2 separate regions of the Homo sapiens genome follow, and region 2 is linked to region 1. The links are chromatin loops, found by intact Hi-C in ENCODE. Cell type or tissue: B cell. All regions are shown on one strand. Links, peaks and the distances in the headings refer to the core of each region. The heading gives the core; the rest is flanking DNA.

The links. A loop is a pair of places that touch in the nucleus more often than their neighbours do. Peaks named below come from ENCODE experiments on the same cell type or tissue, not always from the same donor. Only the 100,000 strongest peaks of a DNase experiment are listed, where the experiment ranks them.
Region 2: it touches region 1 in a loop (10-fold over the local background); 3 of 110 quality-filtered maps call a loop at or near these places.

What each region holds. Positions count from the first base shown.
Region 1 is chr16:88,020,299-88,030,917 of GRCh38, reverse strand. BANP (BTG3 associated nuclear protein) reads right to left here. Exons shown (of 14, transcript NM_001386991.1): 8 at 3,268-3,435. Among named protein-coding and RNA genes, the nearest start is that of BANP, 74 kb to the right of the region's middle. RefSeq lists enhancers at 1-287, 3,208-3,778 and a silencer at 6,055-6,301. In B cell, for the core only: a CTCF peak has its summit at 6,154 (motif pointing left); a DNase peak (open chromatin) is centred at 6,187.
Region 2 is chr16:88,426,358-88,436,976 of GRCh38, reverse strand. ZNF469 (zinc finger protein 469) reads right to left here. Exons shown (of 3, transcript NM_001367624.2): 3 at 1-9,632. The coding sequence starts at 9,506. LOC112268182 (a long non-coding RNA gene) reads left to right here and starts at 6,615. Exons shown (of 3, transcript XR_007065178.1): 1 at 6,615-6,705; 2 at 6,855-7,013. RefSeq lists an enhancer at 3,473-3,973 and a silencer at 6,222-6,381. In B cell, for the core only: no CTCF peak of the experiment used is centred there; DNase peaks (open chromatin) are centred at 6,186, 7,686 and 8,486; H3K4me3 peaks cover 1,836 bases; H3K27ac peaks cover 1,400 bases.

The DNA of each region.
Region 1 (10,619 bases), core at 1,272-9,271:
AAATCTCCATTTCTAACCGTTTCCCCAAAGACAACGGTTTCCAGCCCACTGCCACCATGACAGTCTGTCCCTGGACAGCTTCTCCCAGCAGCTCCAAAACACTCCACTGGGGCCACAGGGCAGACAAGCAAAGAATGGGTGTGCTCCAGAGTGCACCTTGCAACCACAAGGGCTCCGAGGAAGCTCCTGCCTACCAGCGCAGCCAGCAAAACACTCGGCTTCACACGCTGTTGCACCACCGTCTACTCCTGTGCAAATGCTCTGAGTCTACATTTCCAGCTGTGACATTTCAGCTCATTAAATGTACTCTTTCAAGATTCTGGTATCCTAATGACGCAGGCCAACATATCTGGCAGTCGTCAGGTTATATAACAGCAGCTTCTTGCTCACTAAGGTCCTGGCAAGTCATTTAACTTGGGTTTTCATTCCCCATTGGATGAAGCAGACCGCTAACCTTACCAAATGCACGTACCCGAAACACATGGAAGGCAAGCCTGGCAACAACTCTCCTCACTCTTCGAGTCTAGGAGTTCCATACGGTTCTTTTTTATGTCTTCTATTTCTCTCCTTGCTATGTTCCTTTTTTCCTTTAAATTCTTGAATGTAATTTTAATAGATTTCAATGTCCTGGTCAGTTAATTCCAGACAGGGTCCCTTCCTATTTGCTGATTTTCTGATCATAGGTCACAATCTCCTGCTTCCTGCTACTCTGGACTAGATACTGGAGATTGTGAATTTTACTTTGTTGGGTGTCTAGGTTTTGTTGTCTTTCTTTTAAAAGTGTTGTTACTTGTGGTTCAATGTGATCTTTCTCAGGCTGTCTTAAGCTCTGCCTTTATTCTAGGGATAGTTTAGCCTGCCAGTAGGCATGGCCTGCTAGTGCAGCGACTGATCACTGAGGACTCCGGCCAGTGGGAATCCAACCACCACCCAGCCTGGGGTGAGCTTAGGAGCCATTGAGCTCATGCCTGCCTTGGAGTCCCCCAAACACCCAAGAAGGCCCCCGTGTAACCCTCTGCTCTTAGGAACTTGATTCCACAACTTTCTGCTGCCTCAGCCTCTCTCAACTCCAACCCATCTCCTCCATGCAGTGATGCAGGTGTCTCTGCCCGGTATCTCCCTGTCCCCTCCTCTCATGTTCCTTCTCTCAGGATCACGGTCCTGTGCTGTTGCTTGTCTAACGTCTTAGGACAGCCGATTCACAGACACAAATTTTGTCCAGATTTCAATGGCAAGAGAATTCAATCTGGTTCCTGCTAGTGTGCCTGACAGAAACCTCCTCTCCTTGACTTTTTTTTTTTTTTTTTGAGACGGAGTCTTGCTCTGTAGCCCAGGCTGGAGTGCAGTGGTGTGATCTCGGCTCACTGCAAGCTCCGCCTCCCAGGTTCACGCCATTCTCCTGCCTCAGCCTCCCGAGTAGCTGGGACTACAGGCGCCAGCCACCACGCCCGGCTAATTTTTTTGACACTTTTAGTAGAGACGGGGTTTCACCGTGTTAGCCAGGATGGTCTCGATCTCCTGACCTCATGATCTGCCCGCCTTGGCCTCCCAAAGTGCTGGGATTACATGCGTGAGCCACAGCACCCGGCTTTTTTTTTTTTTTTTTTTTTTGAGATACAGTCTCGCTCTGTCACCCAGGCTACAGTGTGGTGGCATAGTCTCAGCTCACTGCAACCTCTGCCTCCTGGATTCAAGCAATTCTCCTGCCTCAACCTCCCAAGTAGCTGGGATTAGAGGCATGCGCCACCACACCTGGCTAATTTTTGTATTTTTAGTAGAGACGGGGTTTCACCATGTTGTCCAGGCTGGTCTCAAACTGCTGACCTCAGGTGATCAGTTTGCCTCAGCCTCCCAAAGTGCTGGGATTACAGGCATGAGCCACCACGCCTGGGCTCCCTGACTTTTAAACATTTTTTACAACTATAAAACTAATGCAGTGCTTATTGGAAATAACTGAGAAACTACAATGAAAGACAAAGGGAAAAATAAAAATTATCCTACTACCTAGAGACAGGCACTGTAAAAATGATCACACATAAATTTTTAATCAACTTCCACATATACCTATATATTTGCAATAAAAATGGTATCATGCCATAAGTATAGTCCTCACATCGCTCTCTGCTGCCTAGCTATGAATATTCAAGAGCAGAATTCAAGTCATGCGCAATATTCCTACAGCCGCATTTCAATAGCCACAGGTTACGCTGCTACATGGTATTTCAGTGAATGCCCTTAACCCACACCCCAGGACTGCTACCTCTCTCAAGTCCCAAGGCAGAATTCCTCATTGTAGTAGAAAGGCCTAGAATAGAAGAGCTTCTTCAACACAGGTCACTCAATAAAGCGCTGCTTTAGGGACACAACTTGTGTGGCCCACTACAGGCAGCCACCTCCCATCCTCAAGCCCCTGGGCAGCAGCTGAGGCCGAGTATCTGATAACTACCAAAACAGCCCGAGAAAACCACTTCCTGAAGTCCGGTTCAGAAAGAACCAGGCCCCGGGAGAACTCCAGGTGATCTGGTCTGCAACTCCCAGGACTTCCAGAACAAAGGGTTCCCGCCAACAAAGACTCCACTGAATAGGAGAGCTGGCCCTGCCCACGGCTGCCCTCGCATCCTGACCCCAGCCCCAGTCACAGCTCAAGTTCCAAGAGTCGCTGCCAATGCAGCTACTGTGGGGAGCTTTAAGAGAATAGTTTTCATTCAAATACTTACTAAAATATTTTGAGATGTCTTGGGTGAAAGGCAGTATCAAGTCACATTGTCATTCCTAGTGAAAATTCTCCAAGGAGAACAATCCCCCCAGCGATGCCTGAGAGGCAACTCAAAGAGAACTGTTTCCATTATCTTGTGGATAAATCCAACTAAGGCCATGAACTCAAAGCAAAAATAAAGCATAATTCAGAATCCACCCCACTTCTTCACCCGGAGTCACCCGGCAAATCGTGAGAATACAACGGCCGGCAGCCCCACGCAAAGGCCTCGGCCTCCTTGCCCCCATCCAGAAGACTTCCGGGAGGCCCAACAGGCCCTCTGTCCCTCACGGAGGAGCCTGGAGCAGGCCCGAGGCTGTCCGTGTGAAGGGCGCACGGGGCCAGGCACAGGTCCTGCGGCTCCACTGCTCCGTGCGCACCGCGCAAGCCTCTGGCCTCGGCTCCCGGCCACTGGTGGAGCCGCTGGCCACGCACTGGCTGCCCCTGAGGGTGCCACCAGGCCAGCTGCCCCGAGCGGGGGAGGGCGGCCTCTCCTGCAGCACGAGGCCTACCTGAAGGGCAGTAGGAGGACGAGTTGGGCGTTCTCCGCGAGAAGCTCTTGACCGCCAGGCTCTGGCCCCGCTGCTTGCGCCGCCACGCCGTGCGGCACTTGGAGTCGATGCTCTGCTTGATTCGGTACCAGTCGGATTCTGTGATGCCAAATTTATAGAAAAGGTGACCTGGAAGGACACATCCAAGGAGAAGCGGTGAGGCCTGTTCGGGACAGCCACCAGGAGCTGCCTGGCTGCAGGGCCGGGGCCCGCTGAAGAGGCCTCACCCAGGCACCCCAGCCCGCCAGGCCGGCCCCGTCTTCCTGCAAGGGTCTGGAAAGGCCCACTGCACAGAAGGTGCTTAGCTGGCCCACAGGCGGGGCTCCCCACGAGATATAAATGCTCACTAAGGTGTCATGACACACTCTTTCCATTTACTTAACTTCTCGATCCCTCTGACTCGGTCGGCCCACACCAGGTGCACACTTGGGGCTCTCACAAGATTCCCAGACCTTCCACGCCCCAACTTCCCTCTGCCCTGAGCTCACAGCAGCACCCAAGGTCCTGAATGCCCAGAGGGTGAGATCAGGGACCTCAACAATTGGATCAGAACTCGCTGGTCCTCTGCCTACTCGGGCCTGCTCGGCCACCGCCTTCCCTTCCTTCATGTCCTGGCTTCACCATCCCCCTGGATAACCACCTGGCCCTCCCGCCCTCCTGGGCTCCCACCCTCCTCCCACTTGTTTTGTCAGAGCACTGACCACCTTCCGGCATTTGGAGAATTCATGTGTGTATTGTTACTCTGTCCCCCTCACAAACACAGTTTCGAAAATTCAGGTGTGTATTGTTACTGTTCCCCTCGCAAACACAGTTTGGAGAATTCATGTATGTATTGTTACTCTGTTCCCCTGGTAAACACGGTTTGGAGAATTGAAGTATGTATTTTTGTTACTCTGTCCCCCTCATAAACACAGTTTGGAGAATTCAAGTTATGTATTGTTACTCTGTCCCCCTCACAAACACAGTTTGGAGAATTCATGTATGTATTGTTACTCTGTTCCCCTGGTAAACACAGTTTGGAGAATTCACGCATGTATTGTTATTCTGTTCCCCTCGCAAACACAGTTTGGAGAATTCATGTATGCACTGTTACTCTGTCCCCCTCATAAACACAGGGGCCTTTGTTGTGTCCACCCATGGGGGTCAGGCACCCAGAACATTCTGGCGCACAGTGGCTGCTCCTGTGTAAATAGTGATGACAACGGACTGCAAGACACCCTCCCATCGCTGCTCAGGTCCGGGGCTTGCTTATGTCATTCCCGACGCCTCTCTATCGTGCCTTCTCAACTAGAGTACAAACTCCTTACGGGCAGGGCCTGTGTCCTCATCCCTGGAGTCCCTATACCACAAGCCGAGTGGGCACAACCTACTCTCACTGTGGGGCCAAAGCCAGGTGCATCGTCTTCCTGGGGCTCACCGTGCACACGCAGAGAACTGTCCTGGGACCCCCAGTTCTCTACCACCTGCGCTACGGAGAGCTCTCAGCACGCCCTGAGCAGCATCCAGAGATGCCCTGTATTCAACAGGGAGAAAACTGAGGATCCGAAGGCCACGGCGGAGCAGGTGACAGGAGGGAGCCAGCGCCCCACTGCACGCCCGGCCACTTCCCACTAGGCCACAGGACCCCATCCCTGTAGCGATGACGAATGTGGGCATGATGGGAAGGGCTCTTCAATGCAGTGGCCTCTCTAGCTGGCTCATGCAACTTCACTAATTTACAGGAAAATACATGGATGGAATCCAAAATTGTAGTAATAAAAAGATTAAGCTGAAAAGTGTCCCGTTTCAACTACCAAGAGCCTCAAGTTCGGACTCTACTGCCCAAACCCTAAAAATCTGTTCCCATTGAGACTAAAATGGTGGAAATAATTAAAACAGAGGAAGAAGTGTTTGGGTTTTTTTAAGTACTCGATTAGGTATCAAAAGTCCCTCGGGTTTTGGAAACATGCCTCTTGACTTTCTTATCAGTAGATACTTGAGACACGTTTAGAATCTCTGTATAATCACAACCAACCTGTCTGTGCTGCAGACAAAAAGAAACCAGTCAGGACGGTGGGATTTGTAGGATGAGAGGGAAGAACACCCTAAAGTGGTTTCGGCAGCACATTTTCATCCTCATGCATAAAGAAGCCATACAGGAAGCAGCCGCCCTTTGGCTTCCAATTTTCGGGTCATCTCTAAAATACTCCAAGTCACCCTCGAATCTTGGCTGGGTGACTCGGGCGCCTCAGGAAGCCCCAGGCTGAGCAACTTTAGTGACTCACAGAGGAACCCAGCCGCTGGCTGTGGTCATGGGGGAACCCAACCATTAAAATCACTAGGAAATCCTTACAGGAGAGCCCAGCTGCTGCCAGAGGTTGCACCATAGTTACCGGAAAACCCAGCTTTCAAACTGCACTTCAATAGTTTCATGAGAGCCCAGCTACTGATTTTAGATACAAAGCAGCCCAGCTGCTGCCACCGGGAGGGCAAGAAAGAAACAGCCATCCCACCAGCAGGAAAACATCTTTGGAGCACGAGTCGATAAAAAGAAACATCCTCAGAACCGCCCTCCTGTGACCCTCCCACCTTCACACTCCAGGAGAAAAATTCCATAGACTTTGAAGGATGAATGAGTCCATACAAAATTTAAAAACGGGTTAGTAACAGGAAAGAAGATAAATCTAAAACACCCAGGTGTATAGGTAAGAGAAATGGGTGAAAACATTCACATTTAAATTCAACTTTGTAAAAATCAAGTTGCCAGTTCAAACCCTGACTCACACTTATTAAATAAAAAATATATATTCATCTGGTTACCCGCCACCGAGTTTCCATTGTCCTCAGACATCAAATTATCTAATTCCTTCCGTCTGCGCTCCAGGCCCCAGCCTGGGCGAATGCCCCCTGCCGGCCACAAAGGAGATCCAGAGAACGGACCAGCCGCCCAAGTGCTGCCCGCAGAGTGCAGTGGGTGAGGAGGGCGAGGATCTGAACATGCACTTACGGGTGCAGGCGCCGCCCGCAGATGCTACTGGACAGCAGCTGGGGCAAGCGCCCACGTCTGGGCAGCCCTCAGGGCTCGGATTCCTTTACCTTTTCTGACAGCACTGAGCAGCCGCACTTAACAGGGAGCGGGAAAAATCCTATCATGATGGGATCAAAAGATCACCTTGAATTTAACTGCCATTTTCCACTTTAAGCATTTGATCTCATGTTATTTGACAGACATTTTTTTTTAAAAGCCTCATGAAGTAGGAATGTCACTACTCTCATCACTTTGGTTTTGAGGCAAAAGCCAGAAAAAGGAGAAGTGATGTGTCCAAGTCCAATTACTAGTTAGGAGTGAGCACCGGCCTTAAAGTGCAAGCTTCCTGGGCCCACCAGGTGAAGAAGCAGCGGCCCTCACTGGATCCTGAGAACCCATGAGAGGTGCTCGGGGAGACGGGAAGAACACGCACAGCCCCGCACACGTGACTCTGCTGTCCTGAGCTCCCTCAGCCCAAGGCACCTGCAGCCCCTGCTCTGGGAGGCCTAGTCGGACTTCAATCGAGGCAGAAGTCTCCCCTGCAGCAGCGCCCAGGACACAAGGAGAACAGAAGTGCTCGGCATCCGGCTGCTGAGGCTCACGGGATCCCCACAGCGTGGCGTCACCTGGGAGCAGAACACCCTGTCTGGCCTCAGTCCCTGCTTTCCCCAGCCATATCCCCACACTACACCAACCGAGGCCCCTCAAGGCCGGGACGGGATTGCCTTCCAGGCTCAGCCAGGCAGCATCCCTGCCACAGTGCACGCCTCTATTTTCCTGGCGAGCTGTTCTGCAGTCCCCAAAGAGCTAAAGAGTCTCCACTACACCGTTAGCTGCCTTCCCACTTTCCAGAACCCCCGTTACTGACTCTGGTGGTTCAAATCATAAGCCGATTCCCAGCTCTCCATCTGTGGGGCCATGAGAGGCACTGTGGGAAGCGAGATGAGAGAGCCAGGAGGGCTTGTCATCTTGTGCCTTGGTGGGTGGCATGGGGCTTTATCAGTCACAAAGGAATGAAGAGCCCCACCTGCTAACACACTCTCATGTGCAAGGGAAGGCACCACAAAACCGAGTGCCAACAACTGATTTCTTCAAATTACAGACTCGACGTGACAGCGCTGCCTAGAAAAACAAAAGGCCTCTGCCCGATGGAAGCCAGCTGACATGCTCCCTCCCGGGGGAAGCATACACAGCTCACGCCCCATGCACCTCAAACGTCCAGCCTCCAGGCCAAGCCGGCCACCTTCTTCAAGCCTGCTGACTCACTCCTTTATGAGAAAAAATGATGGAGAGACACCTGTCCTCAGTCTGTTAGCCAGAGAGCCCCTCACAGCCACCTGCAGGACCACCTCCAGGTCACAGCTTCTGGGTGACCTGCTGAGAAGGAGGCTCTGCTCACTTTTCTGCCTGAAGCCCACACTGACCACACCTTCCTCCCAGCTCTCAGTCACCGTGAGGCGCTCAATGTCCCAAGATACACAGACAAACACCCACCCCTGCATGGAGTCCACATTCTGCCTTAAGGACACATATAGGGCAGCCTCACCATTTCACCTCACAGAGAACCTGGAGAAGAGACAGCACCTGACCACCCGTGTCCTGTGTCCTGGGCTGAACAGTGTCCCCACAAAACTCACGTCCTGGTCCAGGACCCCAGAATGTGACCTGACTGGGAACTAGGGTCTCTGCAGATGTGATTCATTAGGTTGTAATGAGGTCATCCTGCAGGAGAGGGAGCTCCAAATCCAGTGACTGTCCTCATAAGGAGAGGGACACAGAGGGAGACATGGGGGGAAGACAGCCGAGGGGGATGCGGCCAGAGACTGGAGGGATGCGGCCACCACCAGAAGCTGGGAGAGGGAAAGGGCCTTCTCAGGCAGCGTGGCCCTGCCCACACCTTCATCCCAGGCATCTGGCCTCCAAACCTGCACGAGAACACAAGCCTGTGTTCTAAGCCAGCCAGGCTGTGAGCTTTGTCCCCGCGGCCACAGGAACCTGAGGCACCCTGCAAGACACAACGGGGCCAGGTCGCACACCTGCACTCACAGGGACAGGTGTGGGTGAAGTGGCCCCCGCTGCTTCCCACTAGGTACCACCACCTGGGGCTTGGAGTGAATGATTTGAAAAGAACTACAATCATCTGACAGGTCAACCCTGAAAGCATAACTTTTTACCTTGTGCAAATGAATCCAGTCTTTCCGTAACTGCTAGGAGGTCTCATGGGGATCGGCCATCCACAGCAGCATTCTTTAGATCAGACGAGATCGGGTGTGTTCAGGGTGGCACGGCCTTAGACAGCATTCTTTAGAAAAGCCCTCAGATCCGGGGTCACCGGCTTGGATGCAGAGTCCAAGCAGAGGCGTGAGCGAGCCGTGGATAGAAATCCTAAGAACTAAACCAATTTCTCTTCATAGAGAAAACAGGCGAATGCTGCTGTCCTGAGAGCACATTCCTTAGGAAAATGCTCCAAGGTTTTCCAAGTTGCAATAATATGCTACTTTTGCATAAAACACACAAATTTGGTTAGCTGCCCAAATTCGGGGGGTCCACCAATCCTTGGGAACCCTAAGAAAGCCAACACCCCAAAAAGCAAATTTCTCTCTCTCCCTCTTTCAATAACCTCATTTCCTCATTTTGAGAAGGTGGTACTTAGAGACTTTACCTACTGTGTGTTTCAAAATGTAGACTTTTTTCTCCAGAAAAAGAAAGAAAATCTTTCTGCTGACAAATAAGGAGAAACTTAAATCAAAATCTTCTCCCTCGTGAGCTGCCTGGGTTGAGTGAGGACAGCCGCAGGCCTCTGACTGCTGAGGCTACAGGCGTCACTGCGGGCTCTGAAGCAACAGCAGAGAGTAAGGTGGGGCAATGCGGCCAATTCCACTCCTGCCGCTGTTCAAGCTGGGGCCTGGGAGGTTTGCTCCATGCATTTATTTCATTTGTTTTGGTTTTTTGGGCAACAATCAGCAATAAGAATGAAACTGGGCCACAGGAAGAAAAGGTAAAGCCATGCTTTTTACGTTTCAGCAATTCCGTCTAAGCACGAGCCACGCAGGCACGCCTAGCCTGAGGCGGGGGAGAAGGCACAGCCCTGGTCCATACGCAGCAGTTGCTCCAGGCCCCTCCACACGGCCCTGTGGACAGGCCAGCCTTCCTCATGCAAAGTCACCCTGAAGGTCAGCCACACCATGACCTTCCCAAAGCTCGGCTCTAGAGACCAGAATTCACTGGGCATCTCCAAGGGGCCGGGCACTGTGAGCAAGCCCAGGAGCCCCACCCCGGAGGGACTTCCAGCAGAATGACGGTGCTAGCGGACGCCCCTGCCAGGGGACCGTGCTCCAGAGCCCAGCTCAGAGCCTGGGGAGGCCGGGCCAGTGGGCCCCAAGCCATGAGGTTCAGCAGCCTGGTGAACACAGCCAATGACCTCAGCTGTCTGGAGGATGGCCCCGAAGCCAGCGGGCCCAGGGGAGAGGGTGGTGGCCCATGCCAGGCTCCCACTCCCCTCTCCGGCCTCCAGACCCCCATCGAGGTTGGCAGCACTTCCCAAGCAAGGAGAAGCTCAGCAGAGAAGGTCAACTCATAGCCACAACACGCAAGGAATCGCAGCCTGCCCCATTCTGCCCCATACAGTGCCTTCCACCGCCCTACATGGACTCCCTGAATACAGACACAGCCACCCCACCGCCATGGACTCTGCTCTGAGTATCGCCCTGCCATGCCCCTGTCACCTCACTGGAACATTCCCTGTGCTCGATTAATAAAAGAATTGCAGCCAATGCCCTGAAAGCCCGAATCCTTAGCCTGACAATCCAAGGCACCGTCTCCAAGGCAGAGCCAGCCGGCCTCCAGCTTCACATCCAAGGCCCCTGTCTTCTCCCCCGAGGAGCAGGGACTCCTCACCTGGGAACAGGGCCCAGCCCCGAATGCCACTGCCCCACACAGCACAGCACGCTCATCCCACACACCACCATCCTCTCCAAAGAGCACCCACTCCTCTCTGTCCAGGCTGCGCCTCCAACCTGTAGCCCAGCCTGACACTCCTGCGACACCCCACAATGCCACCTCTCAGGTTGCAGACGTTTCTATCTACCTGACCGCACGCTCTGCCATCAGGGCCATTTCTCATTCGTCTATATATCTCAACGCACTCCACACTGTGATCCACACAGCAAGCACCAGCACGAAGCAACCCCCGGGTTTCAAGCTGGAAGCACATCACGTGGTCTGGTGCGCAGATGTGTGCTCCTGGCCACGCCATGCCCTAAAGCAGAGGGTGGAGGGGGTGGTGGGCCTGCTGCCCGCCTCTGAA
Region 2 (10,619 bases), core at 1,395-9,394, 410 kb before region 1:
TGCGCGTGCCTCTCCTGCAGGTGCCCCCGCAGCAGCTCCCGCGAGCCAAACCTGCGCTCCACGCACATGTAGCAGGTGGGCGGCGGCGCGGGCGTGTGGGCCAGCTTGTGCAGGTCCAGCTCGCCCAGGCTGCGGAAGCGCTGGAAGCACACTTTGCACTTGTAGGAGGCCCGCCTGCCCTTGGCCGGCCGGCCTCTGCCTTGGGCCCTCCCTGCCCCTGCAGCCTCCTCTGTCCTTCGGCTCTGTGGCCCCTGTGAGCTCGCCGTGCCCTCGAAGTCTAAGAAGCTGGGGCCGGGGAGACCCACGGGGTCTTCAAAGGGTCCCAGAAAGCACAGGTCTTGCATCTCAAACTTGGTGCTGAGCACCTCAAAGTCCGTGGCACGGAGCGGCAGCAGGTGGGTGTTCCCGGGAAGCCCACCGTCACAGCGTTCTCTCTCCAGGCTGGGGGGCTCGGGGCTCACATCTCCGAGAGAAGAGGAGGAGTCATCGGCAGGGGCCGGCATCTCCAGGCCTCGCCAAGCCGCTGGGACCATGTGCAGCTCAGGAATGGCCTCCGGCCGATCGTCCTCGGGGCAGTGGGAGGGCAGCTTCTCTGCACCAGCTTCCCTGCTGGGCTCCAGGGCCCACAGGCTGAGGCCGGGGGCCCAGGGGTCAATGCCAGGCACCCTGCTATTGAGGAACCCATCCAGGAGGAAGGACTCGGGCAGACCTGCGGGATCCTCGTCCTCCCACGGGTCCTCATGGCAGAGGCAGAGGGAGCTGGAGTCGCTGAGGTCCGTGGGCAGGCGGGCTGGGCCCAGCGTGGGGTCACCGCCCTCCTCAAAGCTGGGCTGGGTTGGCAGCGGGAGCACCGGCTTCTCACAGCGCTTCCCGTAGACATGCGGGTTCCTCTTTCTAGTCAAGCGACCGCCTGGAGGGAAGAGCTGGGAGAAAGAGACCTCATCATCAAACAAGCTTGGAGGATCCTTGGCACTGGAGCCAGAGGCATCAGGAGTGGGGCCTTCAGGCCCCTGGACTCCACCCTGGGTGTCTGGGTTGTCCGGGAGGCCCTGGAGGCAGCTGCTGGTGGTGCTGTCCGCCGGAGAGCTGGAAGTCTCGGGAAAACCCAGGGGGCCCAAGGGGGGCGTGTTCTCCTCCCAGACACCTTCCTCTGATCGGCTGTGGGCCCTGCTGCTGTCCTCCGCAGGCTCGCTCCCAGACTCTTTGCACACACCCAACGCCTTGGTCTCTCTTGGTCCCCAGAACCCCCTTGCCGAGGCTCCCTTCTGCCCAGTTGGCTGTTCCCCCAGAGCTGCACCATCCATCCTCCCTGGACACAGCATCCGATCTCCAGGTGGCTTCTGGGCCCCAGTCTCCCCTGCACACAGAGCCTCCTGGTCAGTCTCCGCTGCACCCTCCATCACCCCAGGTCCCAGAGTGGCCAAGCGAGGCGGCTGCTCCCCGTCAGCCTCAGGCCCTCCTTCCACAGAGAGGCAGTGGCTCGGAGAGGCTGCGTAACTGGCCATTGCAGGGGATGGTCTGGAGCCGCGCCCATCTGAAATCACATCAGCAGAGACTGGAAGAATGCTCTCCTCCCGGAGCCTTCTCCCTCTCAGCTTTCCCCTTTTCTTATTTGACTTCCCCTCTGAGTGGCTAGGAGAGTCCACGGTGGGCTCTCGGCGCCACCTCCGGCCTTCTCTTTTTTCTGCCTGTTTGGGATGCAGCTCATCTTCCCTGGCCTGGTCTGGTCTGGGCTTGGAGGCCGGAGTCTTCACATCTACCTCATGCTCAGTAGGGCTTGGAGGGTGCAGCTGCTGGCTGTGTGGGGACCCCGGTGCTCTGAGAACCTCCTTTGAGCCCTGGGCAGGCGGTGGCTGGGTGACGTGGCTGGGGTCTCCCCGTGAGTGATTTGGTCTCTCCTTCCCAGACACCCTGTGGCTTTTCTTCCTGGGCGGCTGGCACTTTTGGGCTAGGGGCTCTAGAGGCTGCTGAGCAGGCAAGGCCGCTGGGCTCGGCTCCGCGGGGGCTCCCGGGTGTGGCCGGTGCTTCCTGGCCTTGTGCCGGCTCAGGCCCGGCCCGGAGCGGAAGGAGGCTGCGCAGACCTCACAGGTCACAGGCCCATGTGGAGCTTGGCCCTTCCACTGGCCGTTCTCTGTAGATGCAGGCTTCTTTTTATAGCCACGGGACCTCTGTTTGAGGTCTTGGGGGCCGAGGGGGTCCCCCTGGGGAGTCTGGTGGGAGGCATTTCTGTGGCTTTGGGGGGAGTCAGACTGGAAGTCACTGGCTGTGCTGCTTGGGGCTGTGGTTCTTCCCAAGCCCAGTCCTGTGGAAGGGCAGGTGACCCTGGGCATCTTGGTAGCACCAGAGCGCCCGGTCTCAGGGGTCCCTGGGTCCTCCGGCTCCTTGCTGCTGGTCCCCATCTCACCTTCCAGGCAGGCGGGGGAGTCCGGCCCTGCACCCTGTAGCGTGGGAGGCTCAGTGGGCACAGCTGTGACAGCCTGGCCCTCCCTGTGGCCGAGGCGGGCAGTATTGCTTGGAGAATACGAGGAGTGGCCCCTGGGCATCCTGTCAGGGTTGGTGTGGGGCGGGGCTCCCCTGCTCTGGGGGTCTGGCCCTGGGAGTCCCCTGCCTGCCTGTGCCTCATCTCCGGTGGGAGTGCTGGACAGGCCAGTAGCCCTGACGGCCACGCTGGGGGAGACGGCCCCTGCCAGAGGAGGAGAGGTGGCTCGGCCAGGAGACTCCCACAGCTTCTCTTTTCTGGAATCCTCTGGAATTCTTAAAGTGCTGTCTTTGGGGGTGTCCCCACTGTGAGTGCAGGTTACAGCACTGACGGAGCCAGGAGGCCAGGAGGAAGGGTCTTCCAGGGGGCTGCCCTCCCCCTGGAGAAGGCAACCAGCCAGGGCTTCCTTGGGATCGCAGGGGCTTGTTGTCAAAGACGGGGGAGCCACCGGGGAATCCTCAGCCCCAGTATCTGTCGTGGCTTGGACGCCATCTGCCTCTTCCAGAGGTGCCCAGGCAGGAGAACAGGCCAGCAGCTGCTGGGGGCCGGGAGGGTCCCTGCAGGACGGAGATGCTGGCAGCTGCCCCCCCAGCCCACCTTGGGCCCTGGAAGGCGAGGTAAGTGGGTCTTCACGGGGCAGGGGCCCAAGGCTGCAGGGCATGTGGGCGGCTGAAGTGGGTGAGGGGGCGCAGGCGGCCAGGTCCCCGACAGAGGGTGCTGGGCTATCCCCTGTGGCCAGCAGTGGCTTGTTCAGGCCGGGGCTGGACGCCCTCTCTGGAGTCCGGCCCTCAGATCCACTTCGGCTGTGGGCTGCTGTCAAGGCCAGCGCCAGGGACTCCCTATTAGGGGACGGGGGGCTTGGGGTGGGCTCGGCCTCCTCCTGAAGGCTCATGGCTGCCCTGCTTCCCTTGCATTTCTCTAGCAGGACTGCACCCTCGGTGGGGCCGGTCAGCGCTGTTTTGGGACTGGCATTGACTGAGGCGTGGTTGTCCGTGCCCCCTGGGCTCACCCCGTTCTCTGGCTGAAGCTGGTTGGCTGTGCCTTGGCCCTGGGTTTTCTCGGCTTGGCCAAGCAAGCCCCAATGTCCATCTGCCTCCAGCCCCAGCTGATGTCCGGCCACTGCAGGGAGAGTTGTCACCTGCACACCCCCTGGGGAGCCCTGGGCGGGGCCACAGGCCACCTTCCCTCCTTCCACAGTGCCCCCTTCCAGACCTGAGGGGTTCACTCGTGGAGGGCTCTGGGCAGCAGGTGTCAGCTCCTGCAAGCCCAGGATGCCATCTTTACTCTTAGCCACTCCAGGCCCTGGGAGCTGGAGCTGACGTATGGGGGGGCTCAAAGCTGGGTCCTGGGACCTCCTGCTAGGGTGGGTGTTGGATACACAGGCGGGACTTGGCACAGGGACCAACCAAGCCTCCCTGCCCCGGGGGGCAGTCAGTGAGGAGGCCCCCGCCGGTGCAAACTCATTACCCTCAAAGCCAGGCCTCCCTGCCGTGGGGTGGAGGTGCCCACCTGCTCTGCCTGCAGAATGTCCCTGGGCAGCATGGCTGGGACTGGCACCAAAAGGCCAGGTGGCATCCAGAGGTGGAGCCCCGTCACCCTGAAATGCCAAGTCAGGGGCCAGATGGACAGCAGGGCTGCCAAAAGCTTCTGGAGCAGGGGCCCCTCGGTGGGGCTGGTCTGCTGTGCCGGGCTCTGGGAGGAACCCTCCTCTCTGTTCACAGGGAAGCAGCCGCAGGGAGTCTTCACTTTCTTGTGAGCTGGCGGCCTCCTTATTCTTAGGAAATGAAAGTTCCTGGTCGGGGCTGCACTTTGCTAAACTCCCGGCATCCAGCTGTGGGCCAGGCTGCTTGCTGGGCTCAGGCAGGCAGACATCTTGGGGGGGCCTGCTGTCTCCTTCTGCCTGGCAAAGTCCAGTCTTGGAGGCTCCGGCTTTCTGCACTGGCTGAAAATGGAAGTTGGCTCCCCTGGGGCTGAAAGGAGCCCCAGAAACCAGGTCTTCCTGGGCACAGGGGAGAAGGGCTGCATGTCCCGGATGGAAGGAGGCTGGGCAGGGCCACGTCCCCCCAGGCCTCCCCTGAACCGCTTCCACGGTGGCCACAGCCGATTCCGCACCCTCCCGATGTGCAGTGGATTCTCCAACGCGCGTGAGGTCAGCTGCCGAGAACGTGTCCTCGTGGGGCACGGTGGCCTGGCAGGTGCGCCGTTGGGAGGGTGGCTCTGTGCCTGTGCCGAGCTCCACCCTGCCCACCGACTCAGCTTCTGCAAGCTCTCTCGGGGCCCCACGTGTGTCTTTGCTCCTTTGCAGCTGACTTTCTAATTCGGTGACCAATTTCTGGATCTCCAGTTCATCCTCGGACAGGTGACTCATAAGAGCAACGCTACATCCACTCCCCTTCCCAGGCAAAGATGGGGCGGCGCCGGGAACCACTGTCCGTTCAGGGGGACACGTCTTACTGAGCACCTTTCCCCCCGAGAGATCAGGAAAATGGCTAGGCAGCATCGGGGATACTTCCTCAAGCAGCAAAAAAGAGGGGTACGGTGGATCTGACGGCACCGTCTTCTGGGGAGGGTCGGCACATGCGAACGGCAGACCGGAGTCCCTGTTCGCAGACAGGCTGCCATAGAGGGGTGGGTCGAATCTGTCCACCGGCAGGTCTGGGAAGAGGGATGAGGACTCCAAGGTCGGTGGCGATGCAGCCCTGCCTGGCTCCGTCTCAGCGGTGCCAGGTGGGCTCCTTGGCAGCTGTGGCTCGAGGGAACCGGCATCCTCGCCGTCCTGGCAAAGGCAGGAGCTGCTGGCCGGCGGGGCATCCCTGGCTGAGGGCTTGGGGTGCAGTTCTTCCAGGAAACAGCCAGCCAGGTCTTTGGGTCCGAGGAACAACTCACTGTGGGGGCTGCTGTAGGGCTGAGGCCCCTTTTTGGCAACTGGAACCCCCAAGGGGTCTCTGTTAAAACCAGCAGGGTCACAGCCAAAACTGGAGATCTTTGAAGACAGAACACTGGGTTTGGGGCAGGCGGTACTTGAGGGGTTAGCCACGGGTGCCAGAAATTCTCCAGGCTGGCGGGCAGGGGGGTCCTTGCTGTTGTGGGAGACTGGGGCCTGTGTGCCCCCAGGACCACCCAGCAGGCTGCCCACACCTGGCGTTGGCGAGCTTCCGTGGGGCGCCGTGTTGGCGAGGCTTCCCGACGGCTTGGGGGTGCCGGTGTCATGTCTGCTGGGCGGCGGCTGCTCTGGTATCAGGAGACCGGGGCTTGCTCCCATTTCTCCCGCACAGGCGGCTGGAGGAGAACGCAAAGCCTCTGTGAATTCTGTGCTGTCCGGGGCTGACTCTTCGGCAGTTTCAGGCTCCTTGGCCTCCTGGGGAAAGTCCAGCGACGGGCGGGTTTCCTCTGAGGTCTCGGTGTTGGTGGGGACCTGCAGGGGATCCTTGGGGGCCACTGAGGGGCGATCAGCACACTTGGGGCCTCCCTCCCTGGCGGCCGCTCCCGTCTCCAGGCTTCGAGACGGGCCACGGGCCTGAGGGCTCCTGCCGGGGCCCGGGCGAGACCCGCCCGGCTCCTCGGGGTTCGCGGGGGCTCCGTCCCCGCCGGCTTCCTGCCTCGCCGCCTTCCGGGGTTTCTGTGGCTCATCCTCTCTGGGACCCTGGGTCAGCTCCACTTCCTTCCTCTTCTCGCCTCGGCCCCGCCGGCCTCTGAAGCCGGGGCCCCGCGGCGGAGGCTGCTCGTCCTCCTCGGACTCCGAGGCGAAGTCGTACTCGCGGAGCCTGCGGTCCTCAGCTCCGGGCCGGGGCCTCCCCGCCGCCAGGGAGCCGCACCTGCCCGCCCGCCGCCCCAGCCGCCGGTGGCGCCTGTTCTTCTGCTGCACGATCTTCAGAATGAGCTCCTTGCCCCAGGCGCCGCCCCGAGCCTTCCTCTTCCTGGGGTCCTTCCTGGGGGGCAGCCGGCGGCGCCGGGAGCTGCGGGTCTCCTCGGGGAGGGCGGCGGCTCTCGGGACCCGGGGCGCGGGGTCTGCGCGGCTCCCGGGGGCCTGCGTTCTAGGGCGCCGGGGACGGGGTGGGGGCCGCTCCCCGAGACCGTCGTTCCTCCGGGGCCTCAGGCCGGAGGCTCTGCCGCCGCCGCCCGACCCCGACCCCTCTGCTGCGCCGCCCGAGTCCAGATCCTTCCGGAACAGCTTCAACTGCTTCCCCCTCCTCTGCTGCCTGCCCTGGCTGGGCGCATCCGCCTCGGTGGGGGCCAGACCCAGGGAACGCGTTTTGGGCCTGCCTCGGGCTGGGCAGCCCCTGTCCCCAGGGCGGGGGGTTTGGGGGTCCGGCGTGGCTGCTGGGAGCGGGGGCGGAGCTTTGCTCTCTGGAGTCACCCCCGCCTTGCTCTTAAGGGGGTGTCCGGAGCTGGGACCTCTGGGGCCGGAAGGCTCCTCGTCCGCGAAGACGTCGATGAAGCTGCTGTCGATCTCCGGGTTGTCCGACTGGTACTCCATGCCGTTGAGCGCCTCTGTGATGAGGCTGTCCAGCTTGGCGTCATCCTCCATGTCCAGGTCCGAGGCAGGGAGCGGGAAGGGGGTGGCGGCCAGGCTGGGCAGGAAGCCTGTCCTCAGGGGGTCGTCTTTGCCCTCGGCCTGGGCGTCCCCAGCTAACAGGAAGGTCTTCGCGTGGCTGAGCAAGCCCGCGTGTGCGTCGGCAGGGACTCTGGGGGCAGCGGGGGGCGAGGGGAGCCCAGGGGGGCCTGGAGACCGCTGGTGGCCATCCTTGGCCCTGGCCAGGAGCAGGCCACAGAACTGCCGGTGGGCCAGGAAGGCCGCCAGGCTGCTGTAGTTGCGGTCACACTGCCTGCAGGTCAGCAGCACGTCCAGCTGGTCCAGGCTGGCGCTGCTGAGGGAGAAGTGGTGTGTGGGGTACGGAGGCGGCGCACGGGGGAAGCCCTGCAGCCCTCCCCGACCCACCTCGGGGCCCTCGTGGGGGAATGGGGTCTCCTCCAGGCACTGGAAGGCACCCTCGGCTCCCAGCCCATCTGCGGGAAAAGGGAAGGCCTTGGCTGGCTCTGGCTGGTAGTGGGTGGGGAGGGAGTGGGGGGGCTCCGGGGACGGGAAGGGGCTGCCCGTCTCCTGGGGGTGAGTGGGTGGGTGGAAGAAGGCCGAGGGCCCGAGGGGGCCGGGGAGCTGGCTTTCCTCTGAGCTGGGGTTGGCTGGGCTGCTGGACATCGGCGACAGGGAAGAGCAGGTGCTGCCGGCCGTGTTGGTGGCCGGTGACGGCAGTGGGGACTCGCTGGGGGAGGCTCCCACTACCCTCGGTGGGGGCAGGCTGGGTGTCCCGTGGGGTGAAACCTGGGGCTGGGCCACCCCGAAGAACAGGGGCTGAGCCCCAGGGTCTGTCATTCCGTTGTAGGTGAACAGTGCTGGGGAGCCGCCCTGGCTGCTTCTCACGGCTGGCAGCTTCTCTCTGGGTCCCGGTGTCTTGCCAGCAGTGCCCAGGGCTCCTTGGCTGCCCCCCTGCCACTCGGGGCCCCCCGCGGGGAAAGGCAGCCGGCTCAGCATCTCCATTCCGTGGGGACTTGGCCGGGCGGTCGGGAGCACTTGGGGCCAAGGCAGGGGGGCACTCTGGGGGAGGCAGAGCCGCTGGCCTGGGCTGGGCTGGCCGTTAAAGAACATACTCCTGGTGGCAGCCAGGGGGCCCCCAGGAGGTGTGGGGTAAGGGGCTGCTGTGGGGTCCCACAGCTGGGGCAGCCTGGCGGGTGGGGGCCCTGGGGCGGCCAGCTCGGTGTCCGGAGGCCCCGGGCTGGTGTCCACCCCACTGGCTCTGTACGCCTGCCCTGGAAAGTGCCTCTGGGGTAGGGAGCTAGGGGGCCCTCTCGTGCTCCCCAGCCCATCCTGGGCTGAAGGTGGTCTTTCGGGAAGGATTTTGGTCAGGCTCTTGTGTAAACTGTCAGAGAAGGGTCTCGGGGCCGAGTGAGCAGCTCCAGGGGAAGAGAGGGCACCACTGAGGTCGCTGTGGCGGTTCAGGCCACCTGGCTGGCCCTGGTAGCAGGGCAGGGGTGAGGGCGCAGGCTGGGTGGGCAGCGGGTAGGCAGGGCCCGTGCCCACGGCCTCCTCCGGCCACGCTCCCTGGGGCTGATGGAAGGCAAACACCAGTGGCCCATTGGTGAATGCGTGCCCAGCCACATCCGCAGGGAAGGGTTTTGTGCTGGCCCCATGCAGTGCCGGGAAGGGGAACTGGAAGGAAACTCCCCTGGGGCTGCCGCCGGGCCTGCTGCCTTTGGGAATAGGTTCCGGCTCGGCGGGGGGAACCCCGAAATTAGCACCTGGGAAGCTATTCTCAGCAGCGGGAGGCCAGGAGTCGGCCCCACTGGCCTGGTATTCGGGATAGGAACCGGGCTGGAGGGGGCTGGTGCCCCTGCTCTGGGGGGGCCCCGGGGCTGGGGGCCTGGGGGTGGCGCTTGGTGAGGTATAGTTGGTGGAGGTAAAGCTGGAGGGTGGCTCCTGGAAGCACCTGTGGAAGCCAAGCTCTTCGGCGGCGGGTTGGGCCTCAGTCCTTGGGAGGCCCGGCCTGAGTGGAGCTCCAGTCCCAGGGCCCTGGGGGGTGTCCACCTCAGGGAGCTGGGCAGCCTCCAGCTGTGGGTTCTCTGGTGTCTCGTCCAGGGTGGGCTTGGTCCTCGAGCTGGCGATGCCCAGAATGTAGCGCTGTGGGGGGCTGCCCTCTGCCCTGCCCGCCAGCCTTGAGGGAGCCTGCAAGGGGCTTCTCCCCGGTGGGGTCTGGGGGCTGCCCCTCTTCCCAGGGGTGCTGCTCGGGGCCTGGCCTCTCAGGGATGGGGGCTTGAGCTCCCCGTCCCTGGCCTGCCTTGGCTGGGCCTCGGGGAGCTCCATGGCCTGGGCCTGGCCGCCAGCCTCCCTGGCACCCTTGGTGGTCCTGGTAGCTGGGGTGTTGTCCTCCAGTGGCGGCTGGGAGGGGTGCCCCGGGCTGCTGGCAACTTGGCGGGGCTGCAGGTCTCCAGTCATGGTGGGGGGCGGCGCTCCTCGGGGGCGCTCCCCAGGCATGGCCCCTCCGTCCTGGCGCTAGGACGACGCAGCTGTCCGAGGGGGGCCCTGGGGAGTGGGCTGGACGGCCATCCTCAGCCCTCGATGGGCCCCAGGGAAGCCTGCGCTCATGGTCCTGAGTGGAGCCTGGAAGGAAAGGTCAGGGGTGAGTGGGGCAGAGGGGCTGGGTGGCCCTCGCCTAGACAGGGAGCTTCTAGGCTCTCCATGCGGGTGTGGCCGGGCCAGAAGCAGAAGAGGCTGCGTGCAGCCATCACAGAAGCTCCGCGCTTAGAAGGGATGCTCGGCTCAGCCCCTACCTAGAAGCAGGAAGGGAGAGGGCATCCCGCCAGATGGAACAGGGACCCTTCCCTGTCTTAGGGAGAAGAGGGGCGGTGGAGCGCAGAGATTGAGTGGAGGGGGAGGGAGGGGGAGCTTTCTGGGGTGTGAGGAGGCCGCTTACAGGCTCAGAGCAGTCCTCGGCCAGGCTGTGGAGAGGACAGGCACCTGTGTGGGGCACAAGCTCTCAGCCTGCAGGAACTGCCCCAGGGCAGGGTCCTGGCAGCGTCCAGGAGGGCCCAGGTGGATGCTTACACCTGCCATGGGGAGGGCCTTGAGGCAGGAGGCTGCGTTGCAGGACATAGGGGACTGAGGCAGCAGAGGCTCAACCTGAACCTCTCAGGGCCTGGGCGGCTGGTTCCAAGCGGGGACTCCCCTGCCGTCAGCCAGGGTCTCCCTGCCACCAGGCCTTACAGGGTAACCTCCAGATCCTGCCGTCAGCCAGGGTCTCCCTGCCACCAGGCCTTACAGGGTAACCTCCAGATCCTGCCGTCAGCCAGGGTCTCCCTGCCACCAGGCCTTACAGGGTAACCTCCAGATCCTGCTCCAGGAAGCCCCCAGCCTCCAGACGGTGCCGGCTCCCATTCTGGCACATGCCAGATGTAGCAGGAGCCGCTTGCCCAGAGGAGCCTGGCCCCTTGCTCACCCAGGGCTGGCTTCACACTCATCATGTCTGTTCTCATGTCATGACATACGGGACTGTCCTCTGTGCGGACAGGACTCAGACCCGAGCCATTGGCTGTGGCCACGAGGTGCGCAGGCCGCTCCGTGTGGGGGCCCCTTCTGACTTGCCCAGCA